3 separate regions of the Homo sapiens genome follow, and regions 1 and 3 are each linked to region 2. Evidence: chromatin loops called from intact Hi-C (ENCODE). Cell type or tissue: CD4-positive, alpha-beta T cell. All regions are shown on one strand.

Region 1 (8,000 bases), 57 kb before region 2:
ACTTTAAACCAAAATTTTACTTTTTTAAAAAGCAAGTATGTCAAGGCAAAGGATCCTTCTCACTTATAAATGTGTATAAAAGAAATTTCTTTTTCCTCCCCCTCCACTCCTTCTATTTCTGCCCTATTTTTTTCCAGGAAGAAAAAATGCTGGGCATCTTGGTGCAGCACAAAGTCCGGAGTGGCGTCTCGGGCATCGTGGGCATGGAGGTGGATGGGCTGCCCTTCCACAACACCCACGCCGAGATGATCCAGAAGCTGGTGGACGTCACCACGGCACAGGTGTAACCGTCCATGTTCCGTGTGAGCAGAGTCCCTACCAACGGGCAGGTCTGCATCCGGGGAGAATGCAGCTGCTTCTGGCGACAATCCTGCTAGTAAACACTGGTCTTCGGTGAGCAACGAACACTCGCCTGGCCTGGGAAACTGCATGCCCACTTTCTGGGAGGGGTTAGTGCAGGTGCTGTGGACAAAGGACAACATTTCTCTGGGGCTTTTTAACTTTTATTCCTAAGACTCTAAAGGCGTTGATTTCAACCCTCCTTCACTCTGGCTTCTTCAGGCAACCCACGTGGTCTCCTGTGAGAATCTTCTCGACAGTTACTTATGGGGACACTTGTGAACAATTAACTGCCAGGCAGAGCATGAGAACAAACATTCCCAGGCCATGTAGGATAGGATACTCCAGACTCCAGTCATCCTCCCCCATCCATGGTTTCTGTTACTCATGGTTTCAGTTACTCATAGCCAACTGCAGACCGAAAATACTAAATGAAAAATTTCAGAAATAAACAACTCTTAAGTTTTAAATTGTGTACTCTTCGGAATATCGTGATGAAATCTCACACCATCCTGCTCCATCCTACCTAGGACGTGAATCCTCCCTTTGTCCAGGGTACCCGTGCTGTCTACACCACCCGCCTGCCAGTCACCCAGCAGGTGATCAGATCGACTGTCATGGTATTGCAGTGCTTATATTCAAGAACCTCTTATGTGACTCAGTAATGTCCTCAAAGTGCAAGAGCAGAGATGCTGGCAATTTGGATATGCCAAAAAGAGGCCATAAAGGGCTTCCTTTAAGTGAAAAGGTGAAAGTCTTTTTTTTTGTTTGTTTGTTTTTGCAGTTGCAAGATTTAATAGAGTGAAAACTGAGCTCCCATACAAAGGGAGGGGACCCAAAGAGGGTAGCCATTGCTGGCTCGAATGCCTGGGTTTATATCCCGATCATTGTCCCTCCTGCTGTGCTCTCAGGCGATAGATGATTGGCTATTTCTTTACCTCCTGTTTTTGCCTAATTAGCATTTTAGTGAGCTCTCTGATTGGTCGGGTGTGAGCTAAGTTGCAAGCCCTGTGTTTAAAGGTGGATGTGGTCACCTTCCCAGCTAGGCTTAGGGATTCTTAGTTGGCCTAGGAAATCCAGCTAGTCCTGTCTCTCAGTACCCCCTCTCAACAGGAAAACCCAAGTGCTGTTGGGGAGGTTGGCTGACAACTGCTCTAACTGCTTCCTGCTGAATTGGGGCGTAGTAGGGGTTGTGCAGTTGAGATTTCCTCGGGAGGGGTGCCTTCGATGTCATCAACATCGGAGCATGGGCTAGCAGGCCGGTCCAGGGGTCCATGGTAGATCTTAGTCATGGACTGCATCTGGGGCTCCATTTGAAGAACTATTTGTAGTTTTACAGCTTTGATTCTGGAAGAGACAAACTTAACAAGGAGGTTAAAGATAAAGGGATTGAAATGTATGGGCTGCAGTGCAGGGGATTATTTCTTTGGCACACTTCACAGGCCTTGACTATCTGCTTGATAGTTTTGAAAAGGCCTGGTCTAGTAAATAATAATTTGACCATCTGATGGGTGCTATTAATGCCTAAGAGAAAGATATGGTGAAGGGTTTTAAGTAATTTCCATTGGTTAGCTGCAGGCATAAGTATTTTTCCTTCTTCGGTGGCTGGCCATTCTGAGGGGAGGAAACTATGTCCTCGTGAGGTTCCCCATTCTATTTCTTCTGAGTACTGGGGCTTGGTTTCCTGGAGGGGATTACCCTATACTAGGGCTCCTTCTATAAGCATTTCTAATGGAGGGTCCTGCCTTGTGGCTCTTTTGGCTTCAATATCCGCTTGGTGGTTCCTTTCTATTTCCCTTTCCTTTCCTTTCTGGTGACCCCGGCAGTGTAAGACTGCCACCTCTTTAGGTTTCTGTACAGCCAATAATAATCTCCTAATGGCTTCCTGATGTTTGATAGGTGTTCCCTCGGAAGTTAGGAATTCCCTTCCTCTCCATATTGCTGCACGGGCATGGAGGACTAGGTAAGCATACTGTATATATATTTACCCGAAAAGGTGAAAGTTCTTGACTTAATAAAGAACAAGTTCATATATTGAGGCTACTAAGCTCTATGGTAAGAATGAATTTTCTATCCATGAAATTGAGAAGGAGGCTGGGCATGGTGGCTCATGCCTATAAGTATTCCCAGCACTTTGGGAGGCCGAGGAGGGCAGATCACTTGAGCTCAGGAGTTTAAGACTGGCCTGGGCAACATGGCAAAACCCCGTCTCTACCAAAAATAGAAAAAATTAGCCGGGCGTGGTAGTGGGCGTCTATAATCCAGCTACTCGGGAGACTGAGGTGGGAGAATCGCTTGAAACTGGGAGATGGAGGTTGCAGTAAGCCCAGATTGCGCCACTGCACTCCAGCCTGGGTGACAGAGCGAGTCTCTGTCTCAAAACAAAAAAGAAAAAAAAAAGAATTGAGAAGGAAAAAGAGATATGTGCTAGTTTTGTTGTCAAACCTCAAGCTGCAAAAGTTCTGGCCACAATGTGTGGTAAGTGATCAGTTAAGATGGAAAAGGCATTACATGTGTGGGTGGAAGACGTGAACAGAAACGTGTTCCAACTGACAGCAGTCGAGTTCAGTACTATCCACTGGGGATCTTGGAACATACTCCACGTGGATGAGGGGGTACTGTTATCATTAGGGCATAGTCAGGCAGCCGTGCATGGTGGCTCACACCTGTGATCTCAACACTTTGGGAGGCCAAGGCAGGAGGATCCCTTGAGCCCAGAAGTTTGAGACCAGCTTGGACAACATAGTGAAATCCCATCTCTACAAAAAAAGTTTTTAAAATTTGCCAGGCATGGTGGTATGCTCCGGTAGTCCCAGCTACTCATGGGGCTAAGGTGGGAGGATCACTGGAGCCTGGGAGTTCGAGGCTGCAGTGAGCTGTGATCACACCACTGCACTCCAGCATGGGTGACAGAGCAAGAGCTAGTCTCAAAAAAGGAAAAAAAGAAAATGGTAAAATGTGCAAATGTGGAATATATATTTACAAAGTTCTTGGGTTTTACAGAAGATTTACTCCTACCACCACCAAAATATTTATACCTTTGAAATGCTTTTTTTTCCAAACAGCATTTTGTTTACTAAGGCAAAAGAACAGCATTTTGTTTACTAAGGCAAAAGGTCCTTTGAAGAGCCTAACATTTATCACCATTGCTGCCCCTCACCTCACCCCTAACACTATTCCACCTCCTCTCTGTCTGCTCCCCTGCACCCCCTGAGCCCAGACCCTTTAACCTCTTGCATAGGAGGGCAGCCTCACCCTGTGGGTGGGTCAGGCCTCTCCAGTGCTCAGGCGGCTCAGAGTCCTCCTGAACAACTCCAGTCACTTGCCCTTATCTCTTTCACAAGCTCCCACTGCACAGTGCCCAACAACATTAGAAACTGAGTCACTGACCGTGTCCCATTACACTCTTACAATATCCTGTGCTGGTTGCACTGCTGAGTGACGGCTGACTCACCCAGATCAGGGGAGTCCAGCTTCGCAGCCATGGCCCCAAATGTTTGTTGAACCTGCTTAATTTTCATTCATTTCCTTAAACAGGTCTAGTTTCATTCTTTAAGGAGCAACAGTTGTGAGAATAGAACACAGAGGGTAGAAATGAACCCCGCATTGTACACACAGCAGTTAAGCGTGAGGATGTAGCACAGTGGTTCTGGGACTGACTTCAGTTCTCCCTATGCAGGGGCATGATGCAGCCCTGGGCGGAAGTTGCTGGGGCTGGGGCTCTCCAGGTCTCCCTTTGTCATTCTAGGGGAGTTCCCACAGGCAGGGGCTGTGCTCAGTGCTGGTGCGGCAGCAGGGCTGACACCTCCAGCATCCTGAGAACTCAGCCACATGGGGATCTGCGGCATCTCACGGCTCAGTGAAGCCACCTCAGCTCTGCAGCCTCCCTGACCACATGTCCTCCAATTAGGATTTTTGTCCCTGATTTGGGACTGCAGAGTTCCATGTAGCGAGGGCCTCTGATTGAGATTGTACCCCGACGTTTCTGCAATCTTGATGGCTAGAAGAGAGAAGCCCTCACCATGGTAAAGCTGCCAGCACGCTTCTGACTCATGTTTTGGGGGAAGACACAAATGGGTCTTTGGTTTTGCAGTAGTAACAGCAGGGTTCTCTTCTGGCATGGAGGAGTCTGAGGCATAACCATGTAATGGGTTGTCTTCACTGTGGGCAGAAATTCATGGGGAGAGGATTTCAGTTGTTTGGTAAAGAGGCTGACACCAGGTTGAGCCCAGAGAAAGCTGAGAATAAGGGTCCTAGACTCAGTGACACATCCAAACCCCTGACCCCGCTACAGGGAGAGGCAGGCCTGTGGTCCAACATCAGGGGCTCTGATGCAAGGGAGAAGACCCCTTAGCAGGGCCCAGCCCAAGGACCACAGGAGCTCTGCATTCCAGGATCCAGTTTTGATGCTTGTCCATTCCACTGTAGGATTCCTGCTCAGACCTTTAGTAGTTTTGCTCAGCTTTCCTCTTTTATCCTAGCCTTGACTGTGCTTTGAGGAAGCACCTGTATCCATGGGGTGGCCATGGTGAGTGTGGCTGCAGCCTGCAGAAGCTAGTTACAGGGAGATAGGAGATGACATGCAGGGAATGATGGGGTGATTTAAGGCGAGATATGGGCCTGGTGCCAACCAGAATGGATTTGTGGGACATAGGAGCATCACTGGGCATTTCCAAGAACATTGAGGGGAGGTAATCCTGGTGAACAGTGCATAGGATGCTCCATGGATAACAAGGGCAGGCTGGAGACCTTGGCACCTTGAGGGGAGAATGAGCCACACAGACCCTGCAGGAGATGGATCAAAGACAAGTGAGCCAGCTAAGCAGGTCAGGGCTCCTTAGTCCCCTGGAGGTCCTCTGGCCCCTCCGTCACTCAGCAGGGAAAGGCATTCCTCTGAGGTTGTTCCTTGCCCCTCATTGCACGGGCTTTGCTGACCACCAGCCCCGACTTGGTCCAGCCCACTGCATTCTGCTACATCCTGCCCACTCCCTGTGGCTTCCACTGGCTGCACGATGAGGTCTAACTCAGATTCGAAAAACCACTTCCTCTAGGCAAGGTGGAGAGGAGGATGTGGCTTACCAGCAATTCACATAAACTCAATGTGTGTCAGCAATAAGATTTCTCACCAGAAGTAAAGAAGCAGAGAGGAAAATGGGCCTGTTCTCCATGGGGCAGGTCAGACAGACTTGCTCTCACTTCACATTCCAGGCATCGCATTTGAAGAAGTGGATTTTGTTTAGAGGAAGGTACAGAGGGGTGGGTGCTTAAAACCTCTTAAGTTTAGGGCTGGATGTGGTGGCTTATGCCTGTAATCCTGGGGAGGCCAAGGCAGGTGGATCACTTGAGGCCAGGAGTTTGAGACCAGCCTGGCCAACATGGTGAAACCCTCTTCTCTACTAAAAATACGAAAATTAGCTGGCTGTGGTGGCACACGCCTGTAATCCCAGCTACTTGGGAGGCTGAGGCAGGAGAATTGGTTGAACTTGAGAAGCAGAGGTTGCAATGAGCCAAGACTGTGCCACTGCACTCCAGCCTGGGTGACAGAGCAAGGCTCTGTTTCAAAACAAAACAAAAAACCTGTTAAGTTGAGGTGGCTTGAAGAGCTGCCTGTCAGAGACTGGCCAGATACTCACCAATTCTGCCTCTCTTTCCTGCATCCATAGGAAAACTACCTTTCCCAGCCTCCCTTGCAGTTAGGTTGAGGCCACATGCCTGGGATCTGACCAATGGAATGTAAGTAGCAGGGATATCCGCCATTTCCACACTTGGCCAAAAACCCCTGTGAGATTCTCTTTTTGCTGCATCCCCTTACCTGTGTGGGTGAAAAGGGAAGACCCCAAGATGATGGACTCTGGTGATGGGAGGATCCTGAATCACTGCCATCACTTTGGGAAAGACTTGCCAGAAAGCAGCCTCTCGTTGGACTTTGCATGAAATTTTCTGCCCGACCCTGAAATTAGTCATCTTGAGTAGTAGTGAGTTGTCATTGGTGGTGTTTGTTTGTAGACAGACTGGACTATCGTTTTTGGGGAATGCAGAGGGGAGACTTCATGGAGAGGGAACTGAATATTATGACCTCTCTGGTATATGCCAGCACTAATATCTAACATGTAATTTAGCAGTATTCTTCTGAAAGTTGTTGAATTAAAGCAAATGGGATTGAAATCCCAACATTTCCCCAGAGTACTGGGCACCATTATAACCTCAGGATTAAGGCCATCTGTCTTAGCCCATTTTCTATGGCTATAACAGAATACCACGGACTAGGTTATTTATAAAGAACAGACATTTCTTTGGCTTATGGGTCTAGAGACTGGGAAGTCCAAGAGCATGGTGCCAGCATCTGGCAGGGTCATCTCCTGGCAGAAAGCAGAAAAGCAAGCAAGTTCTGAAGAGAGGAAAAAAGGGGGCTGAACTCCCCCAATAACAAACTCTCTCCCACCATAACAGCATTAACCCATGACCTAATACCTCTTAAAGGTCCCACCTCTTCGCATAGTTACAATGGCAATTAAATTTCAGCATGCGTTTTGGAGGGGACATTCAAATCATAGTATCATCAGAGACTACTGTCTTGCCAGATGAATTCCAGGGATGGAGGCTTCAGGATCACCAGCTACAAGAAGTGGCTTTTTCAGAAAAGCAACGAGCCAAGAGGGTCAGAGTTTGGCTCTCTTTTGGTTGGACCAGCCAGAGGAAAGCAGCAGATGGGGATGTATTTCGTGCCGAAAATTTCTCCCACTCTTGTCTGGCCAACCCACAGACCAGTGTGTGTAACAGGAAGATGAGCCCTGTGTGTAAACAGGAAGATGAGCCCTCATCTGACTAAACAACTCTGGTGAATAAGAAATAAATCCTAATGGCTTCTGTCACCTTCCAAACCAGATGGACTTTTTCTTCCACCCATCCTCTCAGGAGAGAAAGGAGTCATAATCCCCAATATTGTCCTTACTTAATCTGTTTAGAAGAAGGATCTACTCTTCTGGAACACTCCAGGACTCTAGGAGCCTGACCCAGAGAGGGATTAAGTGACCAAGATCAAATTTACATTTTAATATGATGCAGTTAATCCTCAGTGATAAACATGGCATATGCCACTGTTGAGAAGATGCTCCAGCCTAAAGAGGCAGGTCAGCAAATGTGGGCCTCTCCAAACAAAGCCCCGTCACTGAGGACAGCCCCACAGAGATGAATGCAACAGGCCCTTCTTCTCTAGTGAGGAGGGGGTGGTCTGATGGAGCCCTCCCTCACTGTGGGGAGCAGCTACCCAGCAGGTACAAGGGGTTATGTGGCCAAGGACAGAGTGGGTGATATTCTCCAAACCACATGACTGGGCTCTGTCCTCAAAAGGGAGTTAGCCAAGTTAAACCACAGAGCGAATTTGCAACACCACACTGAAGAACTGGGTGGCACTTCATGAATCTCAAGTGGAGGGAGAGAAGGCTCTACTTCACTCAAGGGCTGTGTCTTTCTTGACCATTTGCTGGGTAATCAAGTGCAAATCCCCTAATCGCTCTGCTTGAGTTTGCCCTGAGAAGGTCAACCTCTGCCCTTTCCTGACTCCTTTGGTTCTTCAAGGGCCCTCAAGACCCCCTGGTGTTGAAGACTCCCTTACCCCATAAGGACTGCAGCATACTCCCAAGGTGTCCAGTTACTTTGCT
Region 2 (8,000 bases):
CTGACCAGAAACAGACCTGGAATCCATTGGCCATCAAGCATTTGGCCTTTCCCTGAGGACTGGAAAATGCCCCACGCCTCAAAATCCTGCTAGTTTCTACCTGAGAGCAGACCCTGGGTCCCCTCCAAAATGACAACAGGGTCTCCATTTTGGAGATGGTGACATGCCCACCTGCAACAGATATCTGGAGTGGGAGGGTCCCTTGAGGTCAGGACCCTATCTCTGTTGCTCTGTTGTTCAGACTCAAGGTTCTACATGCCCATGGCTTCAAGAGTCAGGTGAGTGGGTTTATTTATGCAAATTAACCCCTTCTTGCTCTCTCAGACTTCCAACACCCCAAAGGCAATCACTTTCAACTCCTTCAGCTGTTTCTTTGGATATTTTCCTATCTCTTAAATTATAAGGGGAATGCCCTTTTCCGTTTTAAGCATTATCTCTTCCTTTCTCTTTGCATATTTTAAATTTCCAAATGCTTCTCCCTTCCCTGTTGCTTTTTTATAGCATCCTGTTCTTGTTTCTTGGGTGCAATCATTTCTCTTGTCTCTGATTTGAGTGTCACCCGGCAAGATCTGACTGAGCCATTCTGCTGGGACTCTCTCAGGCTAATGAGATTACTCAAAGAATATTTTAATCTCATGCCTAAAGATGTGAACTCCTGGCACCCTGGAGACAGGGAGTTCCTAAATCCTTCACTGAACCCATTTGTTTTCAATACAGGACACCTGCCTCAACTGTGTCAGTGAACTTCCAGTTCAGAGACGCTATCCTTTCTTGGCCAGGTGTAGTGGCTCAACACCTGTAATTCCAGCACTTTAGGGGGCCAAGGCAAGAGCATTGCTTGAGGCCAGGAGGTTGAGACCAGCCTGGGCAACATGATGAGACCACATATCTACAAAAACTTTAAAATACACATACACACACTAATTTAAAATATATAATTTATCTTCTCTCGAGAAAAAAACCCCAAACTTTTACCAAGGTAGGGCAATGGCAGTTGCCTGGTTTTAGCCCAAACTCTGGTTCTCAGCCCACCTTCACCTCCCTTCTGGAGCTATTTGGTGCCTTCATTTCCTGAATGCCGGTGGTGGCAGTGGGTTCTGAGGCCCCATTGCAGTTGGGCCTCTGAAGGGCTTCCTGCCCAAAGTCCTTGGCTGGTAAGCACAGCTGCATCTGTGCCACCAAAGCCTGTCAGCAGCCTCACCCCTCTACTCACCACCTCTCAGACTGAGAGGGAGAGCAACCTCTCTGATTTCCGAGAGCCTGGGGTCTTCAGGAAGGACACTAGGCCCGACGCTCATGGCTCTGGAAGGGCCTGTGACTCACCTTTGGTGCGGCCTGGGTGCCGGGCGATGGGGGTGGAGTTGGAAGGGGCTGTAGTGGTGGCTGAAGTTGAGCAAGTCCGGGAGCCCAGCTCCGAGGGCCAGGACCTCATGGCCAGATCGGTGGAGGCATCTGTGCGGTCAAGGCTGCCTCTGTGTGGGGAGCCTCGCTTTGGTTTTAGATCCCCAGGGCCTGAGGCAGAAGAGGACATTGAGAAATGAGGCTGCCAAGTCCTGTACCCAGGCTGGGAAACCACACCATGGCCTAGAAGCAGGGCAGCAGGGCATGAGGACCACAGAGACAAAAGCGGGGCTGCCACAGCTCTCGGGCTGCAACTTAAATGGGGCCTGGCGGGGCAGGTGGGGGCAAGAGGGCTTGGCTTCAGGTGGTGTCAGAGGCCCCATGAGGATGGCTCTGGCTTTAATGCTGGGGTCATACTGCCAGCCCTGAGAGGCTGGGAGGAGACAAAGGGAGCCCCTGAGGGGATAAACTGTTGGTAAAAGTCACACATATTCACTCTAGGACACATCTCCTGTGTAACACTGTCCGGAACTCCAATCCCTGACTTCCAAGGATCCAAGCCTGTAGCTGAGGATCCGAAGGTCCTGCTAACCTGACTCACTAAGGACTTCAAATAGAAGTTTATTGCTAACCTCACAATATTCTGTTTTTTCAAAAAGGGAAGCCTTAATCTCTGCATGGTGAGACGAACTGCAAGAAAATTTTTACCTTGTGTCTTGTGCTTTTCTGAAATCTCTAACTTTTCTACCATGAACATAAACTCTGGTCAAAATTAAATAAAAACATATAAAATCATAAAAGAAAAACAGCCCATAAAACCAAGTACCCCACAGGAAAGAGGACAGGCTCTCCCAACACAAGATAAAAATGAACATGGCTGGCATTCCTAAGAGCTGACAAAGCACTTTGCAGAGCGTCCCACTCCGTGTGCAGAGCCAGGACTCACTGTTGCAGTTCGGCTTCTCCACCCATCAAGCCGTCTGCCCTCCCAGCCACTCAAAGTCTGGGCTCACTGTGCAGTTTTAAGTGCCCAGAGCTGATGATTTGAAATCAAGGGGAAATTTGGATTTTGAAAGATAACCTTGATGAGAAGCAAGATTCAAGTCTGCCTGAATCGGGACAGGTGGAATGAATCGGGACAGGTCATCCTACAGGTGAAGCTAAAATGAGGATCCACAGGGGAGGCAGAGATGAGTGAACAGTTAGCATGAGCAGCGAACAGAGAAAGCACAATTCCAACAGCATGCGCGGAAGGCAGGTCTGGAGGACCCGGCACCACGGCAGCCCAGGGTTCCCAGAGCGAGGCTCATGAGATGAAGTCAGTGGCACATTAACCGACTCTCATATTTTAGTAATTATGTGTTTATTCTTATGATTACCTTGTTTTTATGATGATATGTGTGTTTTCCACTTACAGGACTGATACTAATCTTTCCTTTTAATACATTTAACTACAAACTGTGAATCAATGTAAGGGAAAACATGCAGGTAATCATATTTTTGTAGGTAATCATAGACGGTATCAGGATATGACAAAAATAACGGAGGTGGTACAGGGATGGCTAGAGACAGGAAATGCTCCATAGGTAATGGCCTAGCTGGCCGGCTGGCATTTTCCCTTGCTCGAGGCATGATTTGTGTGCTGATGTTCTTTCTGTCTCCTGCTGTTTTAACTTCAGCATCCAAGATGTCATAAAACCACAGCACAGTCATAAAACTTCACTCTGGGCTGAACTCTGTCTGGGCAAAATCAATCCAATTAGTCAAAATGCCTGAATGGAGCAATCAATCCTTCAAAACAGAACACATTTTATAAGGGCCTTACCGGAAAAGGCCCACAACTCAGTGCTCTGACAAAGGAAGAGGAGAAAAGGGCAGCAGTTTTAAATTTAGCTGCTTAAAAATAAGTCTTAAAAAAAACCCTCACTTGACAGAGGCTGTACATTTTAGGAAGTGCAGCAACCACCCGCCAGTGCTGCTTGACACACGGGCAAAACATAAGCTCGCAGGTGCAAGAGACGGGAGGGGGGCACGGCCACTCGACTTACTTAGTACGGACATCCTGGCCCAAGGACATGTGCACGTATATCCTGAGGCTCCCCCTAAAACTGTGTTGTGCTGAAGAAATGGTCCAGGGAGTGTGACAACTCATCTTCTATTTTGAAATCAGAATCCACGCTGGCTACTTTAAGCTTGAAATTGGGGGCAGGAGGAGGGGTCCGCTATCGGCCATCTGGCCTTTTAGACGCTGGCTTTTTTTGTTTGTTTGAATTTCGGAAATGAAGGAGGGTACACAATACAGACACATGATAAAGGAAAGGGATTAGAAATCTCCAATGTCGGAGAAAGAGAGAGGCTCGTTAGGAGAGGATGGGATGTCGGAGGAAGACCAGAACCGCAGGCGTTTAGAGAGAGCTGGGTGGGTCGTTGGAGACTTGTCTTTGTCCTTGTTTTTGCTTTTCAAAAAGGGACTCTTTTTGCGCGGAGGTGCTAAATTGTTATCAATCGGATAACCCAAAGGAGGAAGGAAAAAGAAAACACAAATAAATGAAATGAACAATAATGACAAATGAATCGAAATTAGCTAAATGTACTTAAGAAATCAGAATCCCGTCTTGCCCAGGAAAGATGAAAACAGTACACAGTACTCAAGAACAGAATCAGGGCTCAGTAATCATCTGTGCTCTGACTCAATTAATTTAAAGGCACCTGAACGCCAACAATTTATTTCCTCAGCGTGTGAGGAGAATTACATACTGCCCAAGGAGCCAATGGTCTGGATGATTTTTCGGTTTCAGTGTGCCAAATTATTAAACACTAATGCTTATTAATTTAGGGCCCAACTTCTCTTACTCATCCATTTTAATGATGGGGTCCCTAACAGCTCAGCTCACACAATCCTCCCGTTCCCACTCAAAGACCTTGGGAACATTCAATGATCCGTTTCAGGGCGCTGTAATCAAATACTCTACCTGAAGTATTCACTAATGATTCTGTATCTCTAAAATAATCTTTCGGCAGGATGAGTTTTAAAATAATTTAAATACCTCCTTTGCATACTAAAAAAAACCCTTCAACACCAAGAATCATGATTTCCTTTTAGATCTTCTATATACATCCTCCACTCCAATCCTCCACTCCTTAGCCTCTAGTGTCTTAACAAAGCAGACAATTGGGCTAACTTCCTAAACTGTCTTATAGTAACATTAATCGACCTAACCAATTTCTGATGTAGGATTAAAGTTGATACCAGGATTTCCATTATTTCTTCCTCCACAGCACCACCTGGTGGCCACAGTGGCTCACACCACAGAATAAGGGACCAACTTATTCAAGGCTGGTGTCCTTGTGGCCAGTTCAGGGCTAGGCTCTTGTTCGGCATCTTCAGGGACCCAGAGAGCTTTAACTGGAGGCAGTCCATGCAGTTAAGTGCATGCAGTTAAGAGCTCAGGCTCCGGAGTGCGGCCGACCTGCATTTGGGTCCCACTTACCCAAAGCAAATGTTTTACACTGCTGAGCCTCACTTTCTCACCTCTACACAGGGGAGGCCACGTCCACCTGCCTTGATAGGGTCGTTAGGATTCAATGAGATGCATAAAGCACATAAAGTAGTTAGAGGGTGCTGGGCCCAGAGGGAGCACCCAAGACATGGTGGCTGCTAGTGAACATGATCATGGTTTACAGACCTGCTTGCTCACGGATCACTTTGGACCAGTCAAGCATTTTTTTCTCTGAAAGTTTTCCTAACTCAGACTGATTATAGTTAATTAATTCCACTTAAAGAGTAATACAAGTTGAGATGACAAATGTCCAAAAATTAAACAGGAGCCAATATAAAAACCTGAGGCAACAGAACCCCTCTAGCTTAAAAAAAGTTAAGCTTCTCATTTACTTGCATGTGAGGCCTCTAATTTTTTTCCTTCTCACCCTGTCTTACGGTGCTGACTCTATCTAATCTTATCCCCATAAAGAATGACAGTGTGTTAGTCCCTGAACAATGTGCGTGAACATTATTTTTGTTAGAGATGGGGTGTCACTCTGTCACCCAGGCTGGAGTACAGTGGTATGACCATAGCTCGCTGCAGCCACGACCTCCTGGGCTCAAGTCGACTGAGCAGCTGAGACTACAGGTACGTGCCACCACACCTGGCTAAATAAAAATATATATATTGGTAGATGGGGGTTTCCCTGTGTTGCCCAGGCTAGTCCCAAACTCCTGGCCTCAAGTGATCCTCCTGTCTTGGCCCCTCAAAGTGCTGGGATTATAGGCATGAGCCACTGCACCAGGTCTTTTTTTTTTTTTTTTTTTTTTTTTGCATCTGAAGGGGACACAACAGGTACTTGTGAATGTGCCCCCTGAAAGGCTTGTGCACACACCACACTCAGAGGGTAGCCTGTCGCTGGTCTTCAGTGTTATATCCTCCGCCTCCAAGACCCCATGGGTCTCAGGCATAGGCTGGGTCTTCAGAAAGTCCTAGTGTCCTTTGTAAAAATTTAAATGACTTGGGATGCAGGCCTGGGATAAATAATCTCCCCAAAATGATATTTAAAGGTAAAGCTGAAAATTTAACAATGTGTAAGGTAAATGCTGTGTCTAATCGATTCTAAGACACCTTTAACGTCTTGGAAATTAGGAGGCAATTTCAGTGATGTCTCAGTCACCACTGGCCAGGTGGCCACGGTGACAAAACTGACATGGTCATAACCAACTCATCTTGGTCCTATTTTCCTTTTACGTGTGTGTACAAAAATCGAATTCTTATTTAGAAAAGCTCTTTCAACAAGAGCGTAAGAAAAATTCGAAGTGGTGGCCCTGTACCGTTTGATTGCCTCGTGGTATATAAAGTAACTGTGCAGCTTTCATGGCTCCTGAGAGTTGATGAAATACAGCATACATGATGAGAAATCCTGTTCTTGTTTCAGAACCTCTGGCAAACTCCAAAGGACAGCCCTTAGGGAAAAGGCACAGTGTGTCCTGTGGCTGGTGGGACACAAGGCCAGATCAGGCTGAAGAAGTCCTAACCCACCTTTCAAAGTGGTAACAGATAAACCACCCAAGGCTTTCGGGAGGTCTTATATACATGGAGAACGTGTTGAGTGCACCTGGGATCTCCCTGCACAAAGCAGCTTTCTACAAATCTGGCACATACGAGGCAGCCCAAAATAAGCTATGTCGCTTGTCTCTATGGTACCTGCACGAATGTCAGCTTTGGATATTGAGATATCTGCCCGGCTACATGATGAATGATACCTTTTGTTCTAAAACAACAAAAGTGGTTGGGCGTGGCAGCTCACGCCTGTAATCCAACAGTTTGGGAGGCTGAGGCGGGTGGATCACTTGACGTTAGGAGTTCGAGACCAGCCTGGCCAACATGGTGAAACCCCGTCTCTACTAAAAATACAAAAAATTAGCCAGGCGTGGTGGTGGGCGCCTATAATCCCAGCTACGTAGGAGGCTGAGGCAGGAGAATCACTTGAACCTGGGAGGCAGCCAGGCTGCACTCTAGCCTGGGCAACAAGAGTGAAACTCCATCTCAAAAAAATTAAAATAAAATATAAAATAAAGTAACAAAAGCATTATGGGACAAAACGGTCGCCACGCTGAATTTCTACTTGGCTCGTAACACATCTAAGCGAAGGCGCACATGCAGTCACCCACCCCTGGCACGTTCCTGCACACGTGTGCACAGCCACCGGTGCGGGACCCTTCAGGACACCCCCTTCCTCACCCGACCACGGCCAGGACGGCCGCCCCTACCTTTCCCCACAGACCCGTTGTGGGCGTCGCGCTCTTCTGCACAGTTGGAGCCCAGTGCGGGGGTGTCGGGGTTCTCGGCCTGTGATCTGAGCGGCTGAGAGGCCGCCGGCGAGGCGGGGTCTGAGGACTCCAGCTGCCAGGGAGGGCTGTCCACGGTGGATTTTAAGCGTTCCCTCGAACCCTCTTTCTTTGGTTTGATGAGTTTGACTAAGGCTTTGGCTCCAATCCAGTGGTTCTTCCTGGTTAGAAGTAGATGTTTAGGACATAGCCAGCCCTCCCACACACCCCCAGTGGGTCCCTGGTTCCCTAACATGGGCTGGGATGTTCTTCCCCAGTCTGGGAAGCTAGGCCACTCACGTGGGGTTCAGGACAATGACGCTCATGACCATGGTAATCATATTTGGGGCTCAGGAGCTAGAACTTAATTCTCAGTTTGGCACAGGGCTGGGGATGGTAGAGCCATGTGCATTGTGACAGAAATCCACTCTAGTCTCCCAGGATGAAGGAAGTGATGCCGTGCTTAATTTAGTTGGCAATTTTTCTGTCAAAAAGCCATTTCCATGAATCTCATTTTCTGCTAAAGTTAATAATCAGTGAAATAAGCTGGCATTCCCTTGACTCCTCCCTGGCACTGAGTAATCTGGGTGAGGTGGAGAGGGCAGAGGAGAGCAGGCTGTTTGATTAAAAATCAGTGCATTTAAAGAGTAAGCAATAACATCACAGCGAGCTGGACACCGAGGGCATCCTGGTGTGACATGAAGAGAACCCTGCCTGTGCTCTCACCCCGTCTCTGAAACGAAACAGCATCTATTTATATTATCACTCCAGTTTCTCATCTTGGCTTCAATTTCTGTGTCAAACAGAAGATTCAGACTGAGGTTCTGGGCCAGGCATGGTGGCT
Region 3 (8,000 bases), 91 kb before region 2:
TATGACGTGCCTAGAGTAGGCAAACTCACAGGGCAGAAAGTAGAATGGTGGTTGCCAGTGGCTGGGAGGAGAGGGGAATGGGGAGAGTTGTTTATAGGTACAGGGGTTCAGTTTGGGATGATGAGAAAGTTCTGGAGATGAATGGGGGTGATGGTTGCACAACAATGTGAAATATTTTATGCTACTGAACGATACACTTGAAAATGGCTAAAACAGGCCGGGCACAGTGACTGTCTTTTGGACAGTTCCCTGTCTTTTGGAGACACATAGGTCCTGGTGGAACTGACGCCCCACTCCCTAGAGCAGCAACCTTGAAGGTGCACGTTCCCTCCTTCCCAGCCTCATTCTCCCTGTTCCCTCCCACATGCTTCGTGGCACCATCTCCCAAGAGACCATCTGCACCCAAGTCTCAAGTTCTGGTTTCAAAGAAACCCAAAGAGACAAAAAGTACAGATACAGAGGGCAGGGGGTATTGTGAGAAGTAGCCAGATGTTGTATCTATTTTGCAGGTACAGTCAACATGATTTCCAGATGGATTGGGTGTGGGTGTGAGGAGAAGGATCAGGGCTTGCTCTAAGGTTTTTGTCCTGGTAACTGAAAGGATGGAGTTGCTGTGAACTGAGATGGGGAAGACTGGCAGGTTTAGGGGTAAATCAAGAGTCCAGGTTTGACATTTGCGCCCTGATGGAAGGATTGTAAAATGGTGCAGATGCTATGAAAAACAGATGGCAGTGGCTCAAACAATTAAAAACAGCAAATACCATATGGTCTAGCAATTCCACTTCCAGGCATATACCCCAGAAAAAGGAAAGCAGGGACTCAAGAGGTATTTGTTCCCTAATGCTCATAGCACTTTATTTGCGACAGTCATGAGGTGGAACCAAACCAAGTGCCCATCAATGGATGAACAGATAGATAAAATGTGGTATATAATTATTACTCAGCCTTAAAAAGGCAGGAAGTTCCGACACATGCTACAACATGGATGACCCTCGAGGACATCTTGAGAAGTGGATTAAGCCAATCGTATTGTATGACTCCACGCATATGACATGCCTAGAGTAGGCAAACTCATAGGGCAGAAAGTAGAGTGGTGGTTGCCAGTGGCTGGGAGGAGAGGGGAATGGGGAGTTGTTTATAGGTACAGGGGTTCAGTTTGGGGTGATGAGAAAGTTCTGGAGATGAATGGGGGTGATGGTTGCACAACAATGTGAAATACTTTATGCTACTGAACTATACACTTGAAAATGGCTAAAACAGGCCGGGCACAGTGACTCACGCCTGTAATCCCAGCGCTTTGGGAGACCGAGACAGGCAGATCGCTTGAGGTCAGGAGTTCAAGACCAGCCTGTCCAAAACCCCGTTTCCACCAGGACCTGTGTGTCTCATAACAAAACCCCATTTCTACTAAAAATACAAAAATTAGCCAGGCGTGGTGGCTGGTGCACACCTGTAATCCCAGCTACCTGGAAGGCTGAGACACAAGAATCGCTTGAACCCTGACAGTGGAGGTTGCAGTTAGCCAAGATCGCACCAATGCACTCCAGCCTGGGTGACAGAGTAAAACTGTGTCTCAAAATAAATAAATAAAAAGGCTAAAATGGTGAATTTTGTGTTGCACGTATTTTACCATAATTTTTAAAAGAATGCAGGTTTGACCCTGTTAGGTATGAGGTGCGTCTATTAGACACACAGTGGAGAAGTCAAGGAGGCAGTTAGTGATATATAAAGAGTTCAGGAGAGCAGCGTGGGCAAGGAGAAATTGGGAGGCTGTTGGCGTGTTGGTGGGCTCTCAAGTCAAACTACTGGGTGAGAGCACTGTGGAAATAAATGGAGGCAGAGCAAAGGACCCAGGATTGCGTCCTGGGTCTCCCTGTGTTAAGAGGATGAGGAGAAGGGCAGAACAGCCAGCGAGGGAGACGAGAAGGAGCAGCGCTGAGGCCAGAGGAAAGGCAAGGGGCCGTGTTTCCGTAGGGCAGAGAAAGGCCTCGGGAGGAAGGGCTGCCGACGGCGTAGAGCACCATTCACAGGCCAACCTCATTTCCATCTGACAACGGTGTTGCTGGGTATTTTCAGCTGCCCCCTTCCCAGAAGTCACTCTGCCCTCTCTGCTCACCTGACAGCCTGGCTTGGAGACGCCTGCCAGACTCCACTCAGAGCTGGGTCTTGTCTCTTGTCCTCATGGGAGCTCAGAGGGTAGAATTTGCTATATTGGATTTTACAGAACTTACATTACATTTGCATGAAGAAAGTAAAAGCAATTTGGCCTTTTAATGAAAATTATTTCAGCTCCGTTTTTAATAACCAAAGCCTAGGAAAAGTTTTAAAGAGGCTGAGTGCAGTGGCTCACCCCTGTAATCCCAGCACTTTGGAAGGCCAAGGCAGGCAGATCACCTGAGCTCAGGAATTTGAGACCAGCCTGGCCAACATGGTGAAACCCCGTCTCTACCAAAAAATACAAAAATTAGCTGCGTGTGGTGGCACGCGCCTGTAGTCCTAGCTACTAGGGAGGCTGAGGCAGGAGAACCGCTTGAACCTGGGAAGTGGAGGTTGCAGTGAGCTGAAATTGTACCACTGCACTCCAGCCTGGGCGACAGAGTGATATTCCATCTTAGAAAAAAAAAAAAAAAAAAGGAGTTTTAAAGCTGACTAGGCATTGTCATTTCTTTCCTGTCTTGAGCATAGACAGACCATAGCTCTTTCTTCATAGCTCAGAAGTGGGAACCTCATCTTGCCCAGACCCTCCTTTTTGGGGATTCTCCTGTGTCCTTTCTCGTGTGTTCCCCACTTTGGGATACATTATGTTCCCTGCCTTCCTGGACTCCCTGGTATTTTTTACTAGTATCCTATATCCTTGATCCAATTTTGAGGCAGTAAGAAAGAAACATCCTTTACTTAGCACTGACCGTGTGCACGACGGCCAGCCAGGTAGTTAGCACACAGCATGTCATTGCCCTGTCGCGGTAGTCCTGGGAGGTGGGTGTTACCCCATTTTGTAGAGGAGGTAACCAATGGCTGACATAGCTTGCCCAAGGTCACATAGCAAGGGAATGATGTGACGTTCCCACCGAGGGCTGTTTGGCTCTAAGTTCAGCCCCCTTTCCAGATTGGCAGGCTGCCCCTCACAGCACAGGGAAGGGCTGGGTCATTCCCCTTTGTTGTGACTGTCCCCCAACCCCAAATTGCCAGCTTATGGCTTCACATGTAGAATGTGTTCTGTGAGCATCACGATGACTAACAGCTACTTGCCTTCCCCACTTAGATGTGGGCTGAGGTTAGGGAGGGGGGATGGGGAAGGAGCCACAGTGAGGGATCCTTTTTTTTTTTTTTTGAGACAGGGTTTTGCCTTGTTGCCAGGCTGGAGTGCAGTGGCGCGATCTTGGCTCACTGCAACCTCCGACTCCCGGGTTCAAGTGATTCTCCTGCCTCAGCCTCCTGAGTAGCTGGGATTACAGGCGCCCGCCACCACGCCCAGCTAATTTTTCTATTTTTAGTAGAGACAGGGTTTCACCACATTGGCCAGGATGATCTCAATCTCCTGACCTCGTGATCTGCCCGCCTCAGACTCCCAGAGTGCTGAGATTACAGGTGTGAGCTACGTGCCCGGCCAGTGAGGGATTCTTTAAGATTTCTGACAATGATTCTTGTTCCTCATGCCAACTTGCCCCATTGACCCACTGGGGTGGCAGTGGCAGCTCCCAAAGAGCTCAGGGGCAGCAGCATGGCGGAGTAGCTGAGGGTGGGAGCCGCTGTCTGGAAGCTGCATTTGCAGTACAAGCATGCAGTTTTAACATGGGTACGGTGCCTCCTTGGGCTGGCTCTACGTGAGGGGTGTGAGGGGCTGATGATGGAGATTGAGGAGCTGGCTGAAGCTCCTCCAAGGCTACCTTGGCAGCCATCCTGGGCTACAGAGCAGTCTGGGAGCTCCTGCAGGACCAGCTAGACCATAACAGTGGGTCCAAGACACCCTGCTCCTGGCTCCCTGCCGTCTTAAGCTCTGTGTGAAGACTTTATCTTTGGCCAGTGACTATGCTGGGATTCTATCCCAACCTGCTGTGAGATAGATCGGTTAATGAAAACCAAGTTCATTTTATCTTATTTTGGGATTTTTGTGTATTTCCCACATATTCTACAACAATACGTGTTCTTTTTGTCATTAGAAAAGGTCCTATTTTTAAGAATCAAATTCACTTTGATTCACTTTTGGAAATCACTCCAATATAAGTAAGTATCCCAAGGCACAGACTCTGGGAATTTCCTTCAGTTGTTCTTGACCTTCCCTGAAGGTATGCAGGGAGGTAGGGAGTGGGTGAGAATTTGGGGTGAGAATTGGAGCCATGAAACTGACATATATACATGGCCTTGCCCAAGTTGTTTGGCATCTCTGAGCCTCAGTTTTCCTCATCTTTAAAATCGCGATAATGATGGTTTTTTGGGTTTTGTTTTTTTTTTTTTTTTTTGAGATGCATTCTCACTCTGTTGCCCAGGCTGGAGTGCAGTGGCGTGATCTCGGCTCACTGCAACCTCTGCCTCCCAGGTTCAAGCAATTCTCCTGCCTCAGCCTCCCGAGTAGCTGGAACTATAGGCGCTTGCCATCACGCCGGGCTAATTTTTTGTATTTTTAGTGGAGACAGGGTTTCACCATGTTAGCCGGGATGGTCTCAATCTCCTGACCTCGTGATCCGCCCACCTTGGCCTCCCAAAGTGCTGGAATTACAGGCATGAGGCACCCGTGCCCAGCCCATGATGGTTTTTATCACATGGAATTGTTGTAAAAATTAAATCACAGTGGCTGGCGCACTGTCACCGAGGGCACATAAATGTATGCTCAGCCCTCGTGATGGCAGTGGGCCAGAACAGGCCGCTGTTCCCATGGTATTATGGGCATCTTACATGCAGCATATTTGTTAGGCTGTGTTAGCCCGATTCTGCCCTCCACCCCCGTCAACCCTAGAGTTTACCCAGGACCAAAAGTAAACTTAAATATCCTCTGTGTCATGGCCTCGGCTTACCTAACATGTTCTACAGATAGATGTTGTTCAACAACAGTAATGATACCCTTCAAAGAAGCTTTTGAAAAGCCAACGTGAATTTCCAAAAGCCAACACTAGAGCTGATGTGTGCCCTGCTTGCCTTTATTTTCAAGGTGTTCTGAAGACGCAGATCCCGATATTAACTTACCAAGGTGGATCAGTGGAAGCTGCTCAGGCATTCCTGTGCAAAAATGGGGACCCGCAGACACCTAGGTACGTATGTCGCATCCCAGTTTAAGTGGCGGATGGTGGAAACGCCCATATGCTCTTCACTTAGCCAACAAAGTGTCTGCACACCCAAGCCCTTCAGAGGGAGCGAAGCCATGAGCCAAGGAAGATGGGTTCTCATGGACCAGACTAACAAATGAGGCTGGGGGGTTTCAAGGTATCCTGGGGGCCTCACAGAACATCTCTGGAAGTAACAGGTCCCTGGGCAGCAGAGAGAGACAGCATATCTTCCTGATAGAGGGGAGACATAGCACTAAAAAAAAAAAAAAAAAAAAAAAAGTTTCTCAGTCTCAAACTGTGGGTCATGACATGTTAGAGAATAGTGAAATCATTTCAGTTAGGGTATCCAGCACCTTTGGAAAATGAAATAGAAATACAGCATCATTGTATATCTTGTATAGTAATGGCAAGTACTCCCTCATAAGACTGTGTACATGCAAGTGTGTGTATTTCTTACTGTGTGTTATGGTCAAACTTTTTTTCTTTTAGGGGGTGGGGATGGAGTCTTTATCTGTTGCCTAGGCTGGGGTGCAGTGGCGCGATCTCTGCTCACTACAACCTCCGCCTCCCAGGTGCCAGTGATTCTCCTGCCTCAGCCTCCCAAGTAGCTGGGATTACAGGCACGCACCATCACACCCAGCTAATTTTTCTATTTTTAGTAGAGATGGGGTTTCACCATGTTGGCCAGGCTGGTCTGAAACTCCTGACCTCAAGTGATCCACCCACCTTGGCCTCCCAAAGTGCCAGGATTACAGGCATGAGCCACCGCGCCTGGCCGCTAATTTTTTTATTTTTAGTAGGGACGGGGTTTCGCCATGTTGGCCAGGCTGGTCTTGAACTCCTAACCTCAGGTGATCCACCTGTCTCAGCCTCCCAAAGTGCTGGGATTACAGGTGTGAGCCACTGTACCTGGCCTCTCTGAACTGTTTTTTAAGCTTACACTTCAGTGGCGTAAAACTACACTCACATTGCTGTACAGCCATCATCACCATCCATCTGCAGACCTCTTTTCATCTTGCAAAACTGAAAGTCTGTGCTCCATTCAAAGATAATTCTCCATCTCCTCCTCAACCCAGCCTCTGGCAACCACAATTCTACTTTCTGTCTTTATGAGTTTGACTATTCGAGGCACCTTGTGTAAGTGGAATCATCCAATATTTGTCCTTTTGTGACTGCTTATTTCACTTAGCATAATGTCCTCAATGTTCATTCATGTCACAGCATGTGCCAGAATGTCCTGCCTTTTTAAGGCTGAATAACATTCCCTTGTGTGTATAGACCACATTATGTTTTTGCATTCATCTGTCAGTGGGCACTGGGTTTGCTTCCTGCTCTTGGCTATGCTGAATACTGCTGCTATGAGCATGGGTGGACAAATAACTCCTTGAGTCTTTCACTTCTCCTGGACATACACATAGAAGTGAAATTGCTGGATCATATGGTATGTTCTATTTTTAATTTTTTGAGGAATGGCCATACTATTTTATATAGCAGAGTTGAGATTTTTGAAAAACACTGTCTTGGAAGGATTGAGAGAGATGTAAAAGTACAATATGCATATTCTTTTTTTTGAGACAGAATCTTGCTCTGTCGCCCAGTCTATAGTGCAGTGGCACAATCTTGGCTCACTGCAGCCTCTGCCTCCCGGGTTCAAGTGATTCTCGTGCCTCAGCCTCCCAAGAAGCTGGGATTACAGGCACCCGCCACCATACCTGGCTAATTTTTTATATTTTTAGTAGAGACTGGGTTTCACCATGTTGACCAGGCTGGTCTCGAACTCCTGGCCTCAGGTGATCCACCTGCCTCAGCCTCCTGAAGTGCTGAGATTGCAGACATGAGCCACTGTGCCCAGCCTTTTTTTTTTTTCCCCCTTGAGACGGGGTCTCACTCTGTCACCCAGGCTGGAGTGCAATGGTGTGATCTTGGCTCACTGCAACCTCTGCCTCCTGGGCCCAGGCGATTCTCCCACCTCAGCCTCCCAAGCATAGCTGGGACTACAGGCACTCGCCACCACACCTGGCTAATTTCTGTATTTTTAGTGGAGACAAGGTTTCACCATGTTGCCCAGGCTGGTCTCAAACTCCTGGGCTCAAGTGATCTGCCTGCCTCGGCCTCCCAAATGGCTAGGATTACCGGTATGAGCCACTGCGCCCAGCCTGCATGTTCTTAAATTGGATTGTCAAAACAGTAGTCCTGCTAGTAATCATAGCAACAATAATCACTGTAACCAACACTGACTGAGCACTGAGTAGGTTCAGGGCTTCATGACAAGCGCCTCCTGTGCATTTTCTCATGTTTCCCTTTGAACACTGTGTGAGGTACACAGTGTGGTCATGTCACCCTACAGATGCAGAAAATGAAGGTTAGGGAGGTTAAGCAATTTGCCCAAGGCCCGTGGCAGGAGGACCTGGAATCAGAACCCAGATGATCTGCTGCCACAGCCCACATTCTGACCACTATACCATCTGTGCCCCTTATTTCTCTGTTTCTATCTAAAGAAGTTTATCTTTGTGTTAGACTCACTCCTTTTGTATTTTGAGCCCTTTTCCTTCTGTTTTGTGTCTGTAAACTGAACAAGATCCTGGAAGGGGCCAGCAGCAGGCCAATAGCAGCCAATACTCTCAGCCTCTTGGCCTGGCTATCCCTGCTGGACAAAGGGGATCTGAGTGGGCACCAGCAATGTTCCCATCCCCATAGCAACCCTGACCATTGGCCTCCTGCTTTTATAGCCTCTGACCC

The links. Peaks named below come from ENCODE experiments on the same cell type or tissue, not always from the same donor. Only the 100,000 strongest peaks of a DNase experiment are listed, where the experiment ranks them.
Region 1: a loop joins it to region 2, with 7 times the contacts of the local background. A loop is called at or near these places in 11 of 110 quality-filtered maps.
Region 3: it touches region 2 in a loop (4-fold over the local background); 14 of 110 quality-filtered maps call a loop at or near these places.

What each region holds. Positions count from the first base shown.
Region 1 is chr14:91,224,547-91,232,546 of GRCh38, forward strand. DGLUCY (D-glutamate cyclase) reads left to right here. Exons shown (of 14, transcript NM_001102368.3): 14 at 138-1,086. The coding sequence ends at 287. GPR68 (G protein-coupled receptor 68) reads right to left here. Exons shown (of 2, transcript NM_001177676.2): 2 at 7,986-8,000. Among named protein-coding and RNA genes, the nearest start is that of GPR68, 16 kb to the right of the region's middle. RefSeq lists enhancers at 3,841-3,900, 3,911-4,190, 4,221-4,540, 4,601-4,690, 5,238-5,287. In CD4-positive, alpha-beta T cell, no CTCF peak of the experiment used is centred here; DNase peaks (open chromatin) are centred at 2,805, 4,075, 4,395, 5,395 and 3 weaker places; H3K4me3 peaks cover 947 bases; H3K27ac peaks cover 5,844 bases.
Region 2 is chr14:91,282,006-91,290,005 of GRCh38, forward strand. It overlaps CCDC88C (coiled-coil domain containing 88C), which reads right to left. Exons shown (of 30, transcript NM_001080414.4): 25 at 7,100-7,338; 26 at 1,324-1,512. Among named protein-coding and RNA genes, the nearest start is that of GPR68, 41 kb to the left of the region's middle. RefSeq lists a silencer at 1,165-1,371. In CD4-positive, alpha-beta T cell, CTCF peaks have their summits at 4,654 (motif pointing left) and 4,857; a DNase peak (open chromatin) is centred at 4,636.
Region 3 is chr14:91,191,229-91,199,228 of GRCh38, forward strand. It overlaps DGLUCY (D-glutamate cyclase), which reads left to right. Exons shown (of 14, transcript NM_001102368.3): 10 at 5,147-5,246. Among named protein-coding and RNA genes, the nearest start is that of GPR68, 49 kb to the right of the region's middle. In CD4-positive, alpha-beta T cell, no CTCF peak of the experiment used is centred here; a DNase peak (open chromatin) is centred at 3,273.